Linked DNA regions of Homo sapiens: all the other regions are linked to region 2. Evidence: chromatin loops called from intact Hi-C (ENCODE). Cell type or tissue: ascending aorta. All regions are shown on one strand.

Region 1 (8,000 bases), 120 kb before region 2:
AATACAAAAAATTAGCCGGGGGTGGTGGCAGACGCCTGTAGTCCCAGCTACTCGGGAGGCTGCGGCAGGAGAATGGCGTGAACCCAGGAGGTGGAGCTTGCAGTGAGCCGAGATTGCGCCACTGCACTCTAGCCTGGGCGACAGAGCGAGACTCCGTCTCAAAAAAAAAAAAAGAAAGAAAATTGAAAAAAGAAGAAACCATAAGGCCGTTATAATTCTAGGATATAAATATCTTGAGGCAAGTAGCTCTTACAATTTGTCTTTAGCTTACACTGTTACCAGCCTGAAGGAATGCAACTATATAACCAAAAACAACAGTAACTTGGCTTTTCCCAATGAAAAGGAAAATTTCATTTATCACTGTGAAAGGTTTGCCAAAGTACGATATTAAAAATAAGGTACTAATTAAATTTCTGTTTATGCTACTTACTTCAATATAAACCAAACCACCCACCTTTTATTTTTACATTGACATAATTAAGACATAATTTAAAGCTTTCTATGTTAAATGATCTATTAGTTATTTTGGAAAATTTGCATACTTTACTAAGTGAGTTAGCTACAAAAAGATCAAGAAAGTATTTCTAAAAAATGAGGTATGATTTCGGGAACCAAGAATGCCGGTGAATCAAATCAAATCTGAAGCAAAAGTAAAAGTATTCTGGTTCCCTGGATGAAACTTGAATGAAATAATTTGGCTTACGAGGAGGACAACTTTTTAATGGAAATACGTATTTAAGTTCTATGAATTTTTTTCGGGGATAATACTTCCACTTATTTCCTCTTTGTAGTATTACCAAGATGTTCATGTTTTATAACCAATCATGTTACACAACCTTTATCTTTTTTTTCCCTGTAAAGCATTTCCAATCTCACCACTAAAGAGAAACCTTCTGTGGACCAGGAAAAGCTGCCTAGAAACATTCCCTCCTAACCAGAAACACAAGTTAGCCCTGTTTGGCTGTTAACTCACCATCACAAGCAAAATCACACCCATACTTCAAATGAGTGCTTTAAATGATTGTAGTCTGCCAAGGTGAGCTCCTCAGCTGTGCAGATAATGGTCCTACCAAACATATAAGGTCCACCTCCCAGGAGGTTCAAGATGATTCAGCTAAAACCCATGTTTGAAAAAAGAGCCTGATGTGGAGCTTGCTTATGGTCTAGTAACCTTTCTTCTAACGTTTTTTAAAACTGCAGGGATTTTTTTTAGGTCTTTTGTGGTTGCTTTATTATGTGATGATCTTAAATGTGGCACTACATTTTTGAGGAAAAAACAAAACCAACAGCAAGCCTGCTTTATGAGATGGTCATTATACCCATTTTATAGATAAGAAAACCAAGGCAAAGAGTGCTTAAGTCACAACTTCATTTGAAACCAGAGCCAGACCCTGTGCTTGAACCAAAACACCTGCTGCCTCAGCTCTCAGCGGTGAGCTGATCTTGCCCACCTGTTACTACTGGCCAACCCTCAACTAAGACATCCAGCAAGAAGAGTAGCAGCTGGAACTGCAAAGAAAAAGATCATTTTCCAAGATTAATGTTGAATGGTCTCAGCAAATAAATTACACAAATCAACGTAGTGCAGATGTTCACAGTAAGATCCACGCCATGACAAAATGTGCAGACAACAGAAGGGTCAGCAACCATATCAGGTTCAGCCTCCAAGAAAGATAATCAGGAAAATCACAGCCAGCAATGTGCTCTGGTCCTGGTTGACACAGTGTGATCAAATATTGGTTTACAGGTGCCCTGTGAAGCCCTCTGGGGGTTATTCATTTTGGCCCTCCTATTCTCGCTCCCCTTTTTCCCTCATGAATCCCACTCATCCTTCATGCATCAGATTAAATTTCATCTATTCCAGGAAGCTTTCCCTGAACCTGCTGGGATAGGCTAAGTTCTCTTGTTCTATGACTTCATAAATCCCCATATATTTTCTTCAGTGTACCTACTATGATGGCAATTAATTCTTTTATAATTTTTGTTTACTTTTGTCTCTCTTAGCAAGGTTTAGAGGATGGGGCCATGTCTGTTGTGTTCACTACTATATTTATATATATATATAGTGTGTGTGTATATATATATTGTGTGTGTATATATACACACACACACACCCAACCACCCACCCACCCAGACTTGGCCATAGTACCTGGAATATAGGAGACAGTCAAATATTTGATCAGTGAATACATAAACAAATGAAATTTATTGTTTTAAATAAAAAATGATAAAGGTGAAACATGTAAAAGAATTTCGTTCTATTATTATTTTACTAAGAAAGTAATGCCCACAAATTGGGTCAGTCTCTACCTTGCTTTTATCACTGATAAGTCAACATATATTTAATTGACCACAAGTTGGCTTCCCAGAACTGTGCTAGGTACAGGAAGGGCCACCAATGAAGACACAAACTCCCAGCACAAGTCTTTACAATTCTTCAATTAGGATTACTAAAGAGAGACCCAGTCCAATCTGAGTTTCTTCAATGCCAGCTGCATTTTCTGAAAAACCTGCCAGACCAGCCCCTCCCCTATCCAATTCAGAAGGATGACAGAGAGACTAAGCAGCGCAGCACTCAGCACTCTAGCTCTGGAAACACAGAAAAAAAGGAGCTCTGGTTATAATCAATGCCGCTGTCCGGTGCCCTCCTCAGAATGGCATCCTTTCAAGGTACTTTTTCTTCATTAATATCCATCTGCCTAAAGCAAACTGAAATCATTCTTGGACGTCTCCCTCACTTAAATGAGCTGTCAATCTAAATGGCTGCAGTATCCTACCAGAGAAGGTCATATTCACTTAGGCTGGAGACTTGTAACATACCAGGCAGATTTCACATGTCTAAGTTGTTGTTATATAATAAAATATCTTCCCTAAACAAAGAAATATTCCAGATAAGTGGCAGCGAAGTATGTGCTGCTGGAAATACTTTCCTAATACAGAACATTCTGTACTCTACCAAAATGAATTTATATTCTGCTGCCGGTAAGTAAGATTTGGGGCTGCTTTATTTGGAATTTTTTTGGTGGTCACATTGACACTGAAGGTTGAAGTCAGTTTCTTTTGACATACTGGATCAGGGAGAATAAAAGCATGGCAAGCGCACCGCCACTAACCCATGGCAGGCATCAGTAACTGTCTGGCACTCTGCCTACATGCAGAGTTTGCACTCCAGGCAGCCATTAACAATACATCAAAATCAGTGCTGAGGAAGATGAAGCTCATCGATGAATCCTTCACCAGAGACTAACAGTGATAGGAAATGTGTTGATTCGACACAAATATAGGACAGTTGCTTCTCAATCAGAAAATATCCTACCTACATCCTGATCTGGTAAAGGTCTCAAGAGACTTCCTTTTCAGCAGACTATATGTCTTCTCATATTCTATTTTAGCCTTTTCTTCTGAAATTTTATCTCTGGATTGATAATAAGAGGATAAGAAATTAAAAGTGGTTTGGGATGTGAGGGGAAAAAAGAGTTCTAAACAAAAATGCTCTGGTAGTTCTCATTCCCATTCTGATAGCTACTGTTTTAGTAGGTACTTACCAATGACAAAATTAGAGGAGGATGCAGCACAGACCTTTTTAAGTCCTTTGTGTTGGTACCTCCCCAGTGAGTTACATGTGGGAGAGAAATGAACCAGGGAAAACTAACAGTTCTCAGCAACTGAGAAGTGGTGGAACATTTCTTTACATGCAAACACTGTCCTTGGCCTTAGCGTAATCATTGTGAGGAAGAAGTCATGTCACAATTAAGAAGCCCTGAGCAAGGAACAGACACACTTGGCAAAAACACAAAGGGCGCCATGTTTATTTTTAGAGCCCCCTGTGGCAGGCTAAATGATGGCCATGTACATGTCCATTATTAATGTCCATCATCTCAAAAATGTCCATGTCCTGTGAATATGTTATCTTACATGGTAAAAGTGATTTTATAGAAGTAATTAATGATACTGAGATGGGAAAATCATCCTGGATTATCCAGGTGGGCTTAAAGTAATCACAGAGGTCCTTATAAGAGAGGGAGGCAGGAGGATAAGAGTCAGAAGAGAAGTAGAAATCAGAGAAGATGGTACACAGTAGGCTTTGAAGACAGAAAAATTCATAAGCCACGATACAAAAGTGACTTCTAGAAGCTGAAAAAGGCAAGAAAACGGATTCTCCCCTACAGCCTCCAGAAGGAAACAGCCTAGTGACACCATGACTTTAGCCCAGTGAAATTGATTTCAGACTTCCCACCTTCAGAATTGAAAAAGAATAAATTTGTGTTGTTTTAAACCACTAAGTTTGTTGTAATTTGTTATAGCAGCAATAGAAAACTAATACATCCTCTTAATCTGTCTTAGAAACTCTCTTCTAACCTCTTGTTCCATTCCCAGTAACCAACATCCAGTATCTGCATACGGGTCCCTTGTAACTCATGGGCCCTACTATATATAGCTTCATCCATCCCAGAAAGCTGATGGTTCCAGATTCAATTCCCTTCCCTACCCATTCTTTCAGTGACTACTTAGTGAATGCCTACTATGTGCCAGGCTCTATTCTAGACACATAAAATACACAGCCCAGGACAATTCCAACAAAAGTCTCTGTCTTCATGGCACTCACCATCTAGTTCTCAGAGAGGCTAGCCCTCTCTGTTCAATTCCCTCAAGGCCCTGCTGCAGGACTGCACACACAACTGTGGAGCAGCAATGGTGGAAAAAGGAGCCAAACCACCTTCCTTTCCAGCAGATTCTCTGAAAGATACTCTAAAAAGCAAGAAAGCTTCTCATTAGGCAATCAGCAGGAAGGAGAAAAGGGAGAAGAGAGGTGAGAGAGTAGTTTGAACAAAGAACACTCAGATTGTGCCCAGCCAATGTGTTGGTGAACTTCATGGTTTGCTAATGGTGCCAGAGCAATCACAAACTCTCTGAACTTGCATGCCAGGTTTGTTGTTGTCAGTACAATTATACATGCATATTTTTTTTTGAGGAAGCAAGAAACGTATGGCTATTGGATGATTTTCAAAGGGGTCCATAACTAAAAGGAAGTTCAATAATCACTGACTTGTATAATGAAACATCTAGTGCTTGTATAATGAAACATCTACGCAAGAACTTGGAAATTACTATTAAATGAAATTATAAACATAGCCTGGGCCTAGACCATGTAGAACTCGAAATGCCCTATTAGAGAGTTTCAATTTGTTTCAAAGTAACAAGAGAACCACTAGGGTTTCTGGTATTTTAGGAAAGTAACCCTGGAGGGAGCAGGGTGAAGGGCAGGGTGTAGGGCTGGAAAAAGCTGAACTGAGGTGCAAAGGTGGTAAAGAGGCCAGCTGCAAGTCTACACATATCCACTTAAGAAGAGGCCGGCAGTTCTTCAAAATGTTAAACATAGTTTCCATATGACCCTTCAATTCCACTCCTAAGTATATACCCGAGGGAAATAAAAATCGAAAGCACAAAAACTTCAACACAAATGTTCATAGCAGCATAATTTAAAATAAAAAAGAACCCAATATCCATCAATTAATGAATGGATAAATAAAATGTGGTATATTCACACAATAACATATTATTCAGCAATGAAAGGTACTTACTTACACATTACAATATGGATAAACCTTGAAAACTTTATGCTAGGTAAAAGAAAGCAGTCATCAAAGACCACATTTTATATTTTCTATTCATATGAAATCTCCAGAACAGTCAAATCTATAGAAACAGAAAGTAGACTGGTGGCAGCCTAGAGCTGGGGAAGTGTGGGGGGAAATGCGGAGTGAGCGCTAATGGGTAGGGCATTTCTTTTTGAGGTGATGAAATCGTAAAACTCTGGTGATGGTTGCACAATCTATGACTATACTAAAAATCACTAAATTATACAATTTTAATGGGTTATTTGTATGGCATATGAATTGTGATCTCAATAAAGCTTTTATTTTTATTTATTTATTTATTGTTTTTTAAGATGGAGTCTCACTCTATCAACCAGGCTGGAGTGCAGTGGCATGGTCTCAGCTCACTGCAACCTCCACCTCCCGGGTTCAAGCGATTCTCTTGCCTCAGCCTCCCGAGTAGCTGGGATTACAGGCGCCCACCACCATGCCAGGCTAATTTTTGTATTCTTAGGAGAGACAGGGGTTCACCAGGTTGGCCAGGCTGGTCTCGAACTCCACATCTCGTGATCTGCCTGCCTCGGCCTCCCAAAGTGCTGGGATTGTTACAGGTGTGAGCCACTGTACCTGGCCAATAAAGCCCTTTTAATAAGTGCAGCAGCTAGAGAAATGGATGGAGGGCCGGGGCTTGTATCAGCTAGTTTTGTTCACATACAGAATGCTCTCTTTTCCTGCTTCCCCAGATAGTGGATTTTGTATGTGTTTCATCCCTTTTCAAGTGAATCTTATGAAAAGTCCCAAGACTTCCACAATAAAAGAGAGCTGTTCTGCTTGTAGCAGGGTCAGGAGGCCCAGGGCCCAGTTATTTGCTTCCCTGACACCCAAATTGGCAGACCCTAAAGTGCCTTCAGGGAATTCCAGGCCTGATGGAACACAATCCGAAACCACTCTATAGATCCAAATGGCTGAGAGATGTGGAATGTTAAGCATCTTTGTATTTGTAGGGTCAGTGAGAGGGAATTCAGCCAACATGTCCCCCACCCCAGTCACACCAGGGAATTAGAGACAGTTATGTCCACACTAAAGCCAGTCCTGCACAGCCTTTAACACATCACAACTCTTATCCTTCTGCCTAATCACCATGCAAGGTACCCTGGTAAGAGGAAATAATGGTTTCACTTGTAGGAAGCTAAGGGAAGTTTGCTTTTATACCCTCTTACAAGGCTTTCGGAGAGGTCCAATGCATGTGAACTTAGTTCAGAAGGGTCAAATGTTTCATATCCCAAAATCTTACCTGGCATTTGACCATAACCAAGCTGCTGGCAGCCTCTAACTTTAATAACAGTAAATTTAGAATTATAAAATACGTTACTTCTTTAGGGAAATTTCTGTAGCATGTATATTCTTAAATCTATGTTTCCTGCTGCCAATCAGTAATTTGTAAACCATAAACAGTCACATTTCACCAATGTTGTTCTGTTTTATACATGCATCCCTTACTTATTTCTCTACCCTGGCTTTGAAACACACACCTTCTGCAATGGGCTTTTTATGGTATTTACTCTTCTCCCTTTTATTCTTGCATCAATCCCCTTTTAGAGACTCTACCAAGCCAGGCACAGAGGTGTATGCCTATAATTTTAGCTATTCAGGAGACTGAGGCAAGAGGATTGTTTAAGCCCAGGAGTTCGAGACTAGCCTGGGCAATGTAGGAAAACCTCATCTCATAAAAAGATATATATATGTATTTTTTTAAAAGGTAAAAAGAATCTACCAAAATCTGCTTCTAAAAACGTCTCTGGCCGCATTACCCTTTTTCTCTGAAACATCAGACCCGGCTTTTCAAACCGAATTTCTAACTACTGGCTTCTAACCATACAACACCGTCTACGTAAAGCACACAGAGGCACGCCTCATCTTGGTTCTTCCCAACCAAATCTCAGCCACTTTATGCCTCTCAGCCAGCCTAAATGCCTGGACCCATCTACATCCTGTGAAGCAGCGTCATTGCGAACTCTCCTTTCATTGCTTGTGAAGGATGCTGACACTGATCACCAGGACTATGTCACTCACCAGGACCCAGAGCAGCTGATTTGTAAGTAATCACACCTTCTGGGAGTTTGTCATTTTCTAGTGTTACCTCTTTTTTTTAATTGCCTCTTAATAATTACAGTGAAAACTACCAAAAAAAAGTTTATCTTAACTTTGGCCCATATACATATACCCTTGCATTTTGTCACTTCCCTACCAAAGATTGGCTCCCAAACATTCTCTCCAGCCTCACTTTCTGCCACAAAAGCAGAGCTGGCTCCCAGCCAGGTGCAGGAATGTGAAAAATACTAAAGAAACTGCCTATTTGTCATTTACTCAGGGGAAGGCTGCACTGTGATCCTTTCACAGGGT
Region 2 (8,000 bases):
ATAGCAAAGAAAAACACATCCGGAAACACTAGCACTATTATGTTTTAGTGTTCATGTTTGAATGTTTAATAAACTTTAAAAGTTTAGATTTCTCATTAGAATTCTCATTGGCTAACTGGGTTGCTCAGTTAGATTCAGATACAATCAGATTCAGAGTTCTCAGTCACCTTAAGCCCATCAGCATATTAGCCCAGATAGGTACAGATGAATTCAGATCAATAAGATTATGTTCTGGGATTCCAGTTCTGGTAAGCAGATTTTCTCTTTTCTACTGAAAACATGTAGCCTGGACACCTTCTTGAGACTTCAAGGAGAATGCCTGTTGGGAATGGAGCCATTGCTAAGGAAATATTGCTGAGGAACAAGAGGAAGCAACTATGTTCTAGTCACATTGTATGAACCATTGGATCAATCTTCTGAAACTGTACCTCCTTTTGGACTTTTCAGTTACATGAATCAATAAGTTCTCTGTATGGTTCAATCCAGTTTGAGTTGGTGTTTTAGGTACTTGCAACCAGTTATGCTGACCAATATACCGAGCTACTGGCAGTTCCATTTTTACGGAACTCTAAACTCCATGAGGGAGATGGTAAGGATCTGTTCTTGTATGTAGTCTCAGTTCTTTCATGAAACCACTACTTCTATAATGTGAAATGTCATATGGATAGACCACTGGGCTTGGTGACAGAGGAAGTAGAGTTCGGTCTTGGTTCTGACATGTTTTTGACCGTTAATTCAGTAATTCATTTAATCTCAGTTTATCTATAAAGTGAAGAAGTAGGCCTTTAGTTTGTTTACATATCTGCGTTATCTATCTAGCTATCAAAGAGCTCTTTTTCAGAAGAAATCTTATGTAGAACTCAACAAATAAACCATGTACAATTGTGAGTTATAAGAAAGGCAATTTTTTTTCTCATTCCTGTGTCCTTAGCATAACCATAAACCTGGTGAAATGTATATACTCAGCAAGTAGTTGCTGAATGAAGGAATAAAAGCAAAGTTCCTCTGTTGGAGAGATGACATGGAAGCTGGGTCCCCACTGGCTTGGCCTTCCCCTCACCACCTTACCCACCCTTGAGGTCCCACTAAGAAACTCGAGGGCTTGGCAGATTCCAAGCTGAAAGCCAATGACCAAGTCATCTCTAAGGCCCTTCCAGTTCTAACATTGTGTAGTCCAATTTAGTGATTCCCAGCTATGACAGTGGAAGAGTGCAGGTTGATTATGTCATCAGAATTATGAGACTTTTCAAATAATTGTTCCCACTCTACTGAGACTCTCTTTCTGTCACCTCAATCAATGAACTATTTCTATTAATTAACCATGTACTAGTTTCATTAATGACAATTTGATGAATCATTTTAAAAAGAGCCTCCCATGCCCAGGCACTGCGCACGGGCTAGTGGTCGACCGCTAAACAAACAAGACAGAGTGACAGACATGATCCTGATACAGCTCCAATGAGTGGAGGAACACCAGGTTCTTCCTCTCGAGTCGAATTAGAAAAACCAACACGGACACACGTGGAGTAGTTTTAAGGAGCAGGGAGTTTAATAGGCAAGAAAGAAGGGGGAAGAAAGAAAGAAGCAGCTCCCCTGCGCAGAGACAGAGGGAGGGAGGCTCCAAAGTCAAGAGACAGACAGAACCCTGCTTTCAGGTAATATCAACCAGCTGTATTCCATGGCTGGAGGAGGTGGTGTCTGATTTGCATAGGGCTCAGGGGATTGGTTTGACCAGGCATGTCATTCACGTAGCCCACAAAAAACTGGCCCTCCCAGCCTAGCCTTTTAATATGCAAATTCAAGGCGCCATGATGTTCCACACACGCAGGGATATGTGGGGGCGACCATGCTTCCAGGCACATGTGGGGCAAGGGCAAGAAGGGCACGGGAATTGCAATGTTGGGTGGACCCAGTTTCTAATGGCCTGCATTTGCATATCAAAGTTTGCCGGCCTGGTTCTAAGAGCCAGGGCTTTACAAGAAACTTTTCTGGGGATGCTTTAAAAATTAAAACTTCCCAAGGACCCCTTTTCCTCTCTATCTGCCTAAAATAATTTCTTAGTAACTCCTACAACAATCCCATTCTCTTGGAGCTTCCTTGGTTGAATATTATGTCTGGGAGCTGTCAAAATCTTGATGCTTTAGGTCCCACCCCCAGATAATCTTATTTCAAAATTAAAAAGTATGAAATTATGACAGGTACTGTTGTTTGTTGAATGATAGCTAACTGAAGAAATTAGTACTTGTAAAAAGGCTTACGTGGAACATGCTGAGTTCTCTACGTCTGAGGCAGTCAAGAGAAATTGGGCAACTACTCTATAGCTATATCTGTCTCTGTGTATATATATATATACACAGAGAGAGAGGAGTCAGTCATCAGGAGGTGGTTTTATAAGTCTGAGCTTATCAGAATGTGTGAAGTTAACACACCGTCACTCTTCATAATGCAATATTCTATGGGCTTTCAGGGGATAGCTTCATGAAAATGAGGAGATATCTGGGGGCAGAGTTTTATTCCTTTTCCCACAATGTGTGTGTGAGTGTGTGTGTGTGTGTGTGTGTGTGTGTGTGTCTAGGAAAGACTGTGTTGGGATGAACAGGTCTGAAGGGAGTAAGGACCTTTTAGCTTCTTGGCAGAAATGGTATCTAGTGGGAGGTAACTACACATTAGGTATATGGAAGAGGAAGTATTTGATGGTGAAGCTATTTTCAGATGAAAGTGTGATAAGTAAAGCTTTTAAAACCAGCATATTTCAGCCTGATTTAATCCTTACCTGTGGTAAAACAAATAAAAACAAAAACTATACCTATGTGACTGTGAAATTTAAAAGAAAACAAAACCAATCTCTTTAGTTACCTTGAAGGATGGGAATCTATGTATTAGTTTAGGCGATTAGAGTTAGTACCAGTTCTGGTATTTAAACTTAATAGAAAATAAAAAATAAATAGAGTTTAAAACACTCAGAAAACCTACTTGTTGTTTTCAAAGTGGATACTTTGATCATGGTTGCAGTGGAATTTTAGACTAGAGCAGGAATTAGATGGTATTTGTGCTTCTTGCCTCTGTGCATTTATTTATTTCTTTTAAGGTTCAGCTCAACTGACATTTTTTTGTGAGAAATCTCTAATCCTTGTCAGCACAAAGGAATTTGACAATCTTAAGACATGTAAAATAGTCACAGTTACATTATGTATTATTTTTAACGCTAAAATTTTTCTTAATCAGTTGCAAGCTCATAGAGGCACGACTTTGGTTCACTTCTCCCCCATCAGGCCAAACATAATGCCTCAGTATCACAGGTCATTTACTGAATGAGATAGCTTTGTTTTCTTCCCCTGATTCTCTAATGAGCGATATTATGGTGCAATGGTTTTTTAATTCTGGCTCCCATTGTAAGAAGCAACTGCAACAACTTTTTCTACAAACCTCACCATTAGATATAGCAGTTTTGATGTGCAACTTCTGAAACCAAACCAGGAAAAGACATTATGTATTGATGTTAGAAACCCACAAATGCTTGTTTTAAATACTTTCCACTGTTTATTTTTTTCTAATTCATCAAATGAAATCTTTCCATGTTTTAGCTCTAGGAGAGATTAAGCACATTCAATCTAATTATGCAACCTCCTGGCAAAAGCAGTCTCAATGTGAAACACTGTGCTGGTTGTATTTCACAGTTGCTAATGGAAACAGAGACAAGTTTGGAAAACTGCAAAGTCAAGTCTGAGCCTTGGCATTATCATGCCTCTGAGGAAAGGCATTTCCTGGGTCTGTTCTTTCTTTCCTTCACTCTCTGTATGCATGCTGTATGCGTCCCGTCAGGCTCTACAAATAACTGAAAATGGTCACATGAAGGTAGGAGTACCATAGACATAAAAAATGAATAAAAACTTGAAAAGTCTCACAAACAACAAACAAAATACAACTTGCCAGGGAGTCTGAGACTTGATAATTTTGTGTAGATAGATAAAATTAATTTATCTGATGTTAAAGAATACCAGTTGTCACGGCGTTTAAAAAATTCCTAGTTCCAAACATCCTTGGCAGCTCCTCAGGCTAACAATGCAACCTTACAAATTATAGTTGTTAGCTGCAGGTTTTGTTTTTCACCCATAGTTACATGGTATATTCAGATACAGAGAAGTCATTATATTATTTCCAAAACAAGTTTTTAAAACTTTTATTCACTTTAGGCTCAAAGATGAAACAGTGTGTTATCTTCCTAAAAATAATTTTGCTGAATTATAGACCAGATTTACATGAGAGCTGGAAAACATTTTGGAAGTGAAAAAAAGAATGCTGGCATCCGCGTGAGGAACATTGAGATGCACAAATGGTTTCCCTGCGACAAAAGCACTCACCCATGTAAAGACAGCCAGTTTGATCAGACAGCCAGTTTGACTAGTTTCCTTTCCGTCTTCTCTCTAGGCTCTCGTGTGTATTATCTGATTGGAAAGTCTTTACAGCTCACTGACAGGTATGGCAAACCCCTGCAGGACTGCTCTAACAGGAACTGAACTCTGTGTTAACCTTTCTGTCAACTCTGAGCGCCCAAGTGTTAACCTAAGCATCTTGGACTGTTTTCCTGAGCTCCTCACCTTACAGTGGGCCCTGCACTGATGTGTGCTGTAGGCCCTGGGCTCTTCCTCTTTCCTTCTGGCCTGGGGTGCTGAGGTCCCAGCATGCCTGAGGCAGGGCCCACCCAAGGGACTGCTTGAATAGAGTTTCTTATTTACACAAATCTTGAAATAATTAAAAATTCAGTTTTTACTTTGTATTTCATGTCTCAGTCTCTTGTATTATTAGCCAACACCAAAGACCTCCCAGCTGGAATGACAGTGCTTGCCAAGTGCAGGATTAACGTTGACTATTTCCATTCATTCATTTATTCACTCATCCAGTCATCTATTCCCACCTCCATTTAGCAGATATATCTGTCAATCACATACCATATGCTAGGCACAGTGCTGTGAATACTGTAAGCCAAAGTAGACATGGTCCTGTTCACATGGATCTTACAGTCTACTGAGGACAGGGAACACTAATCAAATAATCACCCCCCAACAAATTTAAAATTAGAAATGTGAGCTGGGTGCAGTGTCTCATACCTGTAATCCCAGCACTTTGAGAGGCCAAGGCAGGCAGTTCACTTGAGCGCAGGAATTTGAGACCAGCCTGGGCAATGTGGTGAAACCCTGTCTCCACAAAACATACAAAAAATTCGCCAGACATGGTGGTGTGCTCCTGTAGTCCTAGCTATTTGGGAGGCTGAGGTGGGAAGATTGATTGATCCCAGGAGTTCAAGGCTGCAATAAGTAGTGATCACACCACTGCACTCCAGCCTGGGCGACAGAGCGAGACCCAGGCTCCAAAACAACAACAACAGCAACAACACAAAAACTAAAACCGACAAATGAGGTAATAAGTTCTATGAAGGAAAGGCGCACAGTGCTATGAGGGAGCCTATTAGCTTGAAAGGAGGGGGCAAGAAGGCTTTCTCCTAGAAAAATTACAACTTGTCTGAGCTAAGATCTGGAGTGTGAGTTGCAATTGTGTTGCCAAAGGATTAAGGTGGTGGCCACAGCAGAGCATTTCATTCAAAGGGGTCCATGCACAATGTCCTCTGGCAGGCAGAGGCTCAGCCTTTCTCAGGAACTAATGGCAGTATGACAAGAGCACAGAGAGTGAGAAGGAATAAGGAGGGAGAGAATCTGGAGGAAGCCTTGTAGATCATGATAAAGTTCTCGTCAGAGACTAAAAAATGACTGAAGGCTTTAGAGCAAGGCAGTGAAACGACCAGACTTATGAGTATTTTTAAAGATTACTTTGTCTATTAAGTTGAAAACAGATTCGAGTAGTGGTAGGAGTGAGGTGGGCAATAGTAGTCTTGGTGCAGATGAAGGTCCTTGTGCCTTGGTGGTGGTGGATATGAACAGTAGTGGATCAGTTTGAGAGATTTTTCAGGACAGATCCATTGTGCCTACTAATGTATTGCGTATGAAATGTGAAGAAGATGATTCTGTGATTGCAGAATGTTCTGACTAGTGCAGTCATTTGTAGGGAGGGGAAACACTGGAAGGGGGTCCCATTTAGAGGGGAAGATTATGAAGGTGGTTGTGAACATGTTGAGTTTGGAACATTGAACAGGAGACGTCCAAGAGGCACTTGGATATTTTGGTCTCAAGTTCAGGGGAGAGGTCTGGATTGGAATTGCACATTTGTGGATCATTGGTGTGTAGGTGGTAATTGCAACCGTAAGTATGAAGTATCTCTTCTGTGTATAGTGTGGAGTGAAAAGACAGGAGAGCCTAAGAATGACTATGACATTCCAACATTTAGTGATCAGACAGAAGAAAATAAAATTACCGTTGAGGAGAGTTGTCGGACTAAAGATAAAACTGAGGGAGAATTATGGCTATTCTCTGTTTGTCTGTCCATGCTTCTCCATGCTACTCTGTGCCCTGGGAATAAGATATTATGAATTACATCAGCCGGGCTCCCTTGCTTCTGGCTTGATACTGGGTTAAGCCAATGAGAGAAGAGAAAGATCCTGCCTCCCTCCCTGTTATGCTGTGATTTGACAGCAGTTTCATTTTCCCAAAGTCTACAGTTTCTATATCAGAATAAGTAGTTGAAGAGCACATGAAATTAAAAAAGGAAGTATATTGATGAGTCTTAGGAGACACTTAGTGTGGCTTTAGGCAAAGAATGTAGCCACTGTCAAATTGTAGCATAGCAGATTGGTCTTAATGCCCTCCTTCATACAAAATGTCTAGTGAGACTTGCCTGTTCTCTCTCTTTATCTTTTTCTGCATCTCCCACAGGCTCTTCAACTTATTCCAATCTGGCAACTTACCAACATTTTGTATAGAGGAAAAGTCAGTCAAAGAAAAGTAGCTGGAGATGAATATGGGCTTAAAAGAGGGTTTTTAAAAAAGCTTCAGAATCAGCATTTTGTGGAGACTGGAATTCACTTAGTTGCCAGAGGTCAAGTGTCTACTGTGCAATTGGAAGAACCTTGCACTTCCACCTGAATAACATGAAATGTATTGCTGTTCTCTATTCCTCACCACGAAAGCCCAACGTGTATGATAAATTCCTTAACTCATTTGATTCTCTGGGCAGCAATATCTTGGTCAAAATAATTAAGTGGGTCCATTTAGTACTGATAAATTATCTATATGGAGATTGGAGAGTTTTTAACTTGAAAAATTTAGCAGCAATAGGAGAAATTAATTGGAAATTGTTAAGCGTATATTTTGAAATGAGAACTATATAAAAGTATTCTGTGGTGTTCATAATAAGGCATGAATAATGAACTAATCCAGAAATTAATGTTCACATCTTCTTTTTAAAGTTATTATTGAATCATTTAACCACGATAAGCTAAAGACTTATTTCTGACCTGTTTTCTTTTCTTGAGTTGTCTGTGTTGTTCTGCACATGTCTCCTGTCTTGTGCCTATCTGTGCTAGGAAAGTTATATCCTTAATTCGTTGTCTTAATGACCCATTACAAAAGGGTTTTTAAAAAATTCTATCATTGCTCTGAGTTTATTGTCAATATAGAGACATTATCAATTGTCTTTGAAGGAGGTGGCTTCTATCCAGTGCTTCCTGTTTAATGCCTTCTGCTTATTCCATTTTATTCTCTTGGAAATGGATTCTCTTTTTGTTTACTGGATTGCAGCTTCGGCTTCTTTTTCAATACTCTATGTATTGCCTCTGTATTCTACATGCATGCTGCAATGTGAGGGGCTTTATTTCACTTATTTTTGTGATGGGAAAGTAATTTGCAGTTTGAGTCTGAACTAAAAAAGGTCCCCCACTGGGCGGGAACAGTAGGACCATGGTAATTCTTGTATAAGTCTGTTAAACGTCTTTCCTTTCCTGTATGCAAAACCTCAGGAGTTTACTTTAACCTCTTAGAACCAGTATCATGTAGGTTATGTAGATACCAAAAGTTAGATACATAACAAAGGAATTTGAACAAGTAAGGTTA
Region 3 (8,000 bases), 180 kb before region 2:
CTGAAGCAAAATAATATCCCTAGCCCACTAAGAGTTCTAAAATTTAGATTTTTGTCACATGCTATATAGTTAAATCAATTATTTCTTGTTTATCATATTACATTAGCTCAGACCTAAAAAATCTGGTCCAGAGTCCTTCAGTTAACCTGAAGCGGGTCAATGATGTTTTCCTGCTGATAAAAGACCTCTTGTCCTATTGGGGTTGGTGATGAGGACCACATTAAGATCAGATCCTTTGACAGGCACTAGATAAATGTAAGATTATGACTGGACTTAGAATTTAGATTTAACAAGGAAAAAAATGCTATACCCTACAATAAATAAAATGTTTCCATGTATACTGTCTTTATGTTGTGATTTTTCTAAAAGGATGAAGTATATGACTATGTCAGAGATACTATTTACAATTTTATTCCATTCCATGTACTTCCTGTTGTTAATTAAATCATTAACAGAAGCAGGAAAAGCTCAAAGACTCCCTGCAAACAATGCCCCTTTATCAGGAGGCCCAGGAATTGGTGTCTGGATGGTTGACAGCACCAACCACATTCATTATGCTTCTAGCTCTGTGAGGGAGAAATTTTGAGAAGGATATTTGATTATGGGCTAAGGTCATCATATCCTATAACTGACATATAATGAGTGAGGAAAGTTTGTGTTCATCACTGAACATGTCCTAGATGTTTCATGACGGTATACACTACACCCAAATGACATCTAAATTTTACTGCAAATGCAGGAAGCCAAGGACTCCACTTGCCACAGCCTGTTGTGTGTGCCAGCTGCAGCTGTCTGTGCTTCATTTTAATGAAGGCAGACAAAGGGGGCTCTCTGGCTCCCACATTCCTCTTGAAAGGCCCAGAGGGAAAAAAGAATGACAGTGGTAAAACATTCTTCCTTTGTCCTTTTATAAAGGGTAGACTTCTGTATTTTTCACAGAGTATTGTCTCATTGACGATACCATGACTTAGGGCCTGTCATGGACAAACAGATATAACACAGTATACATGACTTCGACGTACATCCTAAAAAACATTTGACTGAATCCTTAATAGCAAAAAATTGAAAAACAAGTAAAATTTGGGAAAAACCTGCTCCAGCAGTAACAAAAAGGGCAGTAAATAGAGACAGGAAGCAGTTTTTCTCCACACCTGGTTACTCTTCTACCTTGTCTCAGATAGAGAAAAGCTAGTTATAATAATTATGGGTCAATCCCAAAAATATTTATTGGGAACCTACTCGCTATGTACAAAGCAAGGAAAGGACAAAACTAGAGCTGAGCTTAGGGATTAGTGATAAAACTACTGTATTGATGGGAGAGGAGAATGGCTAGGAGGCCATTGGGGTAGTTCAAAAGCCATGTGGTTGACCTAGGAAGGAGGCAGTGGAATGGAAAGATGGGGAAAGATGAAATAGACTTTTACACAGGAAGAACTGGCAGGTGATGGATCTGTTCTGACACAGAAGCATCAAAAACAGCACCAAGTCTCCAGACTGGATAACGCAAAAGAGTGTCAATAGTACCATTTACAGAAATGTGTGTGTCGGGGAAAGCCACGGGCAGTGTTGATGTTTGGTTTTGGACAGGCTGCATTTCTGAAGAGACAGAGAAGAGGAATGGTCATAGGTGTGAGAGGCAAACTAAGAGCATAGATAAGAGGCTGAGAAAAACATAATCTCAAAAAAAGGGTTAGCATGAAAGAGCTGGATGGTCAATAAAACTAAATGATACTAGAGGTAAAGAAAGGAAGATTGGACTGCTGGGTGTGAAACTAGGAAGCCTGTTAATCTGATGGAGAGGCCTCAACAGGGTGCCAGAGGAAGAAGTCACGCCAAGGTTGATTAAGAAACAACTCAACTAGCTAACAACTCACTGCACGTACCCCTACCTTGATTAAGAAACAACTCAAGCTAGCAGCTCACGCCAGCAGCTCACGCCAAAAATCTAAATATCATCGATTCCTCTCTTCCACTTACTGCCACCTCAACTCATCCAATCCATCAGTTGGTCCTGTTGTTTTTGTCTCCAAAATATAACATTTCTATCTCCTCCTACATATCACGGTCCAAGCCAACATCGGGACTCCCCTCGACTACTCCAACAGGATTAGGGTTAGGGTTCTTATTGTTTGCCCCACTGAAACTTCTGTCCCCAGGGCCCCTGTTGTTCCTGGAACTTCCTGCTATGGCTTATGTGGTTCTAAATCAGTGTTTCTCGAGATATCTCTGGTAGAGAACCAGTCTCCACCCCTTGAATCCATTGCAGACCAAGCATTTTTAGAAATACAGTAAAAATAAATTAATTGTTAAAATAATCACAAGTTTTGATGCCTCAGAAATGTCAAACTGCTTCCTACATACCAGGCTGGTAACTACTTGAGGACTGATGGCCCACAGACAGCACTGGGGTAGCTCTGAAGACAAACTGGACTTTGTTGCCCATTGACTGCCACCCCTCTCCCTGGTTTATTCTGCTCCAGCCACATTCTCCATGTTCAAGCCAAGTTTGAGAACACTAAATTCGTTTCCTTAGAGGTTTTGCACCTGCTGTTCCCTTTGGCTGAAACATTCTGACTCTGCATTTTCCTAAGGGTTGACTCCTCCTTTTCACTCAAGGCTCAAATATCACCTCTTAAGAGAGGTCTTTCTGCACCACCTAAGTTAGAGTACCTATCCTCACCACCCCCCAATTAGCACTCACTCCGGATCACATCACCAGCTTTAGGGTCTTCACTGCACTTACCACTACCTGAAATGATCCTTTATTTTTAACTGGATCATGAAGAAATACTTTCCCATCATCCTAGCTCATTGCAGACCATTTGCCCAGGCAGACTGGCCAAAGCTCCCTTCCATCCAAAGTCACCCTTCCTAAGAGCAGGAAGCCCAAGGGGATCGGTTCTTCACTTGGATATAAGCCTAAGAGCAGAGATCTGATCTCCGTATGGTTCACTGCTACATCCCAGCACTGAGAATAACACTTGATGGGAAGTAGGTGCCTGACAAAAATCCACTGAATTAATCTGGAGAAATGAAGGCCACTCTCTTGAGAAGTTCTGTAAAGGAAAGGAAGGATGTAGCAGGAGGCTGGGAGTTTGGAGTCATACAGTGGAGGGTGGGTGAGACAGAAAACATGAGGGGAAAAGTGAACTAATGAGTGGCACACACAGCGAGCACTGGGCATTCTCAAGATGAGACTGCAGTGTGCAGTACTGAGAGGCTCCTCAGCAGAGGAAAGGCTTGACATGGGCCCTAAGAGGAGCCATCTGGCCATCTGAGGAGGCCTGAAGAGGGCATTCCAGGAAGTATGAAAAACACAGGCAAAGGAACAAAAAAGGAAGTTTAACATGGAAAATAATTTTGGGGATGCAATATCTATTTAGCATTTTATCATAAAATATTCTAACCCATATGATATCCTAAATTTAACATCTAGGTTTCCACAATCTTTTTTCCTTTTTAAAGCCTACGGATTGAGGCCGGGCACAATGGCTCACGCCTGTAATCCTGGCACTTTTGGAAGCTGAGGCAGGCAAATCACTTGAGGTCAGGAGTTTTGAGACCAGCCTGGCCAACATGGTGAAACCCCGTCTCTACTAACAATAAAAAAATTAGCCAAGCATGGTGATAAGCACCTGTAATCCCAGCTCTTTGAGAGGCTGAGGCAGGAGAATCACTTGAACCCGTGAAGGGGAGGTTGCAGTGAGCCGAGATCGTGCCACTGCACTCCAGCCCCGGCGACAGAGTGAAACTCTGTCTTAATAAAATAAAATAAAAAATAATAAAGTCTTTGGACTTAAAAAATTCTATATTTTAGTAGTTTCTCACAGTTAATAGCGACTGACTTCCTGGAGGTTTCCTTCCAAATCCAGAACAAGCCAAACTGAGCAGCAAAGTGGGGGTGGAACAGCCTACTGGTTGGCAGCTTCTCCGTAAAAAGAATAAAATTTGTTACTAGAAAGACTGCTAGACTGTCAGGAAGGCCAGATTCTAGTTCCAGCTTTGGCAATAACTCACTTCCTGTATGGCCTTTGTGAGTCACTTCACATGGGGGAAGAAAATGAGAGAGTTGGACCATGTATATAATTATAAATATGTGTATATATTTATAATTTGTTATTGATAATATTTTGTTTTATGTAATATTATAATTATATATAATTAGGGTCACCATATATTTCATTGTATAAACGAGGACCTTTTGAGAGTCAAAAAGAGTATCATTCATAATTTCACCAGGACAACGGACCCAAACTTGAACAACTGATTCTGGGAAAACCAAGATGTCTGATCACTTCCCTATATGCTTTCTTCAGCTCAAAATTCTGTCCTCCTCTAGAAACACCCATGGGTCCCTTCGTCATGTTCTATAGCTGGCTCAGTGCCTGGCATATCCCAGATGCTCACTGTTTGCCCCAACTCCTTTTGGTGAGCATTTCTGCATTCTTTACGTAATCAAAGCCATTGATTTTTCTTCCACAATTTCACTGTCTTATGAAGTTGAATTGTCCTTGTGCCAAACAGCTGCACCCCTCCTACTGCTGATTTTACATGTTGTATATCCTCAGGTGGCCTTTAGTGACAACAGTTTTTCAAAGAAAGTAAAGATTTAGGTGTAAAATTCATTATTTTTCAGGTCAAAGAGTAAGTAGTGAAATTATATACCTGACTCTAAGTTCTTCAATTACTTAAGGCTAGAATGGTAGTGCAAACCTTGTTTTTTCAACTAGATTGCCAATGAACCATATTAACCAAAAAGACATAAAAGAAAGAAAACCTAAACAATATATACTTATTGATGCATTTCACAAATGTTGGAAGAAAATAACACATTCTATGCATATCAAAACTCTAATTGCTCAAAACTCGGTAGCCCAAAGCTAACCTGCATATTTGCAAACATGGCATGTAACAATTTGCCAGGTTTTTTAATAGTCTTTTTTATTTTTAAGGAAAGTGCGTCTTTAGTTGTTAAATATATTTTTTCAACACCAATACTATTTTATGTCTTGAAAGCATGTCCATTTATTTACTTCTCAACTGTAATTGAGGGTGGGGGTGGGGAGAGCAAAGAGAATGAGAGAGTCACTCCCTCTGTACCCAAGGAGACCTCTGTCCCATGCCCCTTCTGGAATGTTCTCTTGCTATTAATTAAATAACTACAAATATGAGTCAGACCTATGGGTTTCCAAGTGACATGACTAAATATTCTGAGAACATGTCTGATTGAGGAAACGAACAACCATTCAGTCTTTGGCAAGATTAAAAGGCAAAAGGATGGAACAAATGCTACAGAATGTCCCAGGAAAGGATCTAGCCTTGGCGTGAAATAAGCTGGACATGTCAGTTCACCTCCTACTCTCTTGGAATCATCTCAGAAATGAGTGGTGGAGACTACATAAATTATGAATGAGACAGTCAGGAAAATCTCTGTTGAGATGTTGGCAAGGCCTGAATAAAGAACAAACAATCCTTGTAAACCAAAGAAAAGGAAAACACAAGGCAAAACCAGCAACACTTTCACCATTACTAACTATACGGGGAAAGGGAAGTCTCTAGTTTCTGAGAATTCTCTGGAACACTGGAAAATTACTGATTTCCAAAGTGTTAAAGTCATTCTCATCCTTAAAGTCATATAAAATCCAAAGCACAGGCATACTAAAAATTCTGTTTTGAGGAGAAGTTTCCCCACACAAAGGAAGTCTAGTTTGTCCTCACTGGCCAAGAGGTTTAAACCACTTTTGGAGTTCAAGTAATGCCTCCCCTTGACCCTGGTCTTGGGTGTGTCACTTGCTGGTCACCTCACAGATCAGCAAGCACACGCCCACCCAAGCTCACCTCCCCACAGCCGCAAACACAGAGGGGCATGCTTGGAATGCCATCAGCGCTTTTCAGCACCTTTAGGGGAAGAACTCTGGGATCTCAGAGAAAGGCATTTGTTTGTTTTGTAAACAAACACATGAAGATGAAGCTCCCTTTTTTTTTTGATGGCTGCTGACTAGGGTGATGGTTGCTGAAGGTTTGGGTGGCTGTGGCCGTTTCTTAAGACCACAGTGAAGTTTGCTGCATCAATTGACTCTTTCATTCATGAAAGATTTCTGTATAGCATGCAATGCTGTTTGATAGTATTTTATCCTCTGCAGAACTTCTTGCAAAATTGGAGTCAATCGTCTCAAACTTTGCCACTGCTTTATCAATTCAGTTTACGGAATATTCTAAATCCTTTGTTGTCATTTCCACAATGCTCACAGCAACTTCACTTTCTTTGCTCATCCTGAAGAAGCAACTCCTCATTTGTTCAAGTTTTATTATGAGATTGCAGCAATTCAGTTGCATCTTCAGTCTCCATTTCTAAATCTAGTTCTCTCGCTATTTCCATTGCATCTGCAGTTGCTTCCTCCGCTGAAGTCTTGAACCCCTCAAAGTCATCCATGAGAGTTGGAATCAACTTTTCCCAACTCCTGTTCATGTTGATATGTTGATCTCCTCCCATGAAATTATGAATGTTTTTAATGACATCTACGATGGTGAATCTTTTCCAGAAGGCTTTTAATTTACTTTGCCCAGATCCATCAGAGGAACCACTGTCTATGGTAGCTGTAGCCTTATGAAATATATTTCTTTTTTCATTACCTTGGTGAACTCTCCAGCTCATTTGGAATATGCTACAGCTTTCACCAACCTGTCCTTGGTTTTTTCTCTAGCCTGTGAAATGCTACTTCTAGTGCCAAAAGATATGAAATAATTTGACATTTTATGTGGGTGCCTTGTAATTTTCACATTTTTCTTATGTCTCTTGACAAAGATTCTTGGCTTGGCCAAACTTCAGTTAGATTTCTGTACCTTCTCCTAGGCTCATCTGTACAGTTCTTCGTAAAATCCAGTTTTAGCAAAGAACCCTACTAAGTCAATTTGGCAAGAATATCCCCTACCCCATCCTCAATATCTGATAAGATTCATTATTCTCCATCATCCCAGAGGTTATGATGTCTAATTACCCTGGCCTGTCTTCAGCAAGAATCCTGTTTGGTTAGTTTAGCCAGAATAGCCCTTATCTCTGATATTTCCTCTCAGTAAGTTTCCATCCACTGACCTCCATCCTGCCCTATGGCTATGAATTCCCACTTGCCCATGCTGTGTTGGAAGTTGAGCCCAATCTCTCTCCCCTACTGGAGACGTTGCTGCAATGGTCCTTACGCCTGTTAAGATGACCTTGCATAAAGGCTGCGAAGCTTACTGCGCTTTAGCAAGTGTCCTTCAATAACTTTTCTTGAATATTCTCGTTAATCATCTAGGAACACTGTTAAAATCAGTCTTAAGGTGAAGATACCTCTTTGGGATCACTTTCTCTAAGATCTTGCTACAATTTTAGGGTTGTTATTCATCAGCTGCTGATCCATTTTAACCACACCATTTAGGAACCCTGGCAGACATGGAGTTGGAGGCAGGAATCTGAGAGGACAAAGAATTAGGGAACTTCTCCTTTCCCTCCACTGTTCCACTCTCTGACCCAATATAATATCTGCCCATGATGATTATTGCAAGAGGAAGTTTCCAGTTTCTAAACAAAAACATTGGTCAGTCATCTTTAAGTGGACCAAAAAATCACTAAGGTGGACTTGAAAGTTAACCCTCACTGCCACTCATCCAATGTGAGAACTAAGTGCACACTAACTGCTGGCGAAACTGCAGGCACCAACAGGACGCCTGTTTTGGTCGTGCATAAACTCTGGATTAGAAAGAGGATTTATCAGTATATTTCCGTAAACTGGGTAGCTCTTTTGACAGAAATCATTGGGCTTTCTGCTCTCTGGTTGAAGGTAGGTGACTGAGAAACGACCTGAATTCCATTACCTAAGAAGGCTTATGGCCTAGACTCAAAATACCAGTTGAGTCATATTCCTTAAGGATAGTGTATCATATTTTTGTCAATGAAAAAAGTAAAATGATTTTTAAACCACTCTATAAAAATAAAGACATCACCTAAAGCACAGTGCATC

The links. Peaks named below come from ENCODE experiments on the same cell type or tissue, not always from the same donor. Only the 100,000 strongest peaks of a DNase experiment are listed, where the experiment ranks them.
Region 1: it touches region 2 in a loop (6-fold over the local background); 1 of 110 quality-filtered maps calls a loop at or near these places.
Region 3: it touches region 2 in a loop (5-fold over the local background); 1 of 110 quality-filtered maps calls a loop at or near these places.

The regions. Positions count from the first base shown.
Region 1 is chr3:154,176,151-154,184,150 of GRCh38, reverse strand. All of the region lies in intron 6 of ARHGEF26 (Rho guanine nucleotide exchange factor 26), which reads right to left. Among named protein-coding and RNA genes, the nearest start is that of ARHGEF26, 59 kb to the right of the region's middle. In ascending aorta, no CTCF peak of the experiment used is centred here; no DNase peak of the experiment used is centred here; H3K4me3 peaks cover 1,940 bases; H3K27ac peaks cover 3,565 bases.
Region 2 is chr3:154,056,491-154,064,490 of GRCh38, reverse strand. The region is part of intron 2 of ARHGEF26-AS1 (ARHGEF26 antisense RNA 1); the gene reads left to right. Among named protein-coding and RNA genes, the nearest start is that of ARHGEF26-AS1, 61 kb to the left of the region's middle. In ascending aorta, no CTCF peak of the experiment used is centred here; a DNase peak (open chromatin) is centred at 3,740; H3K4me3 peaks cover 865 bases; H3K27ac peaks cover 2,561 bases.
Region 3 is chr3:154,240,806-154,248,805 of GRCh38, reverse strand. The region is part of intron 12 of ARHGEF26 (Rho guanine nucleotide exchange factor 26); the gene reads right to left. It overlaps LOC105374167 (a long non-coding RNA gene), which reads left to right. Exons shown (of 2, transcript XR_924597.4): 2 at 1-338. Among named protein-coding and RNA genes, the nearest start is that of DHX36, 80 kb to the left of the region's middle. In ascending aorta, no CTCF peak of the experiment used is centred here; DNase peaks (open chromatin) are centred at 3,915, 5,182, 5,320 and 5,841; H3K27ac peaks cover 4,818 bases.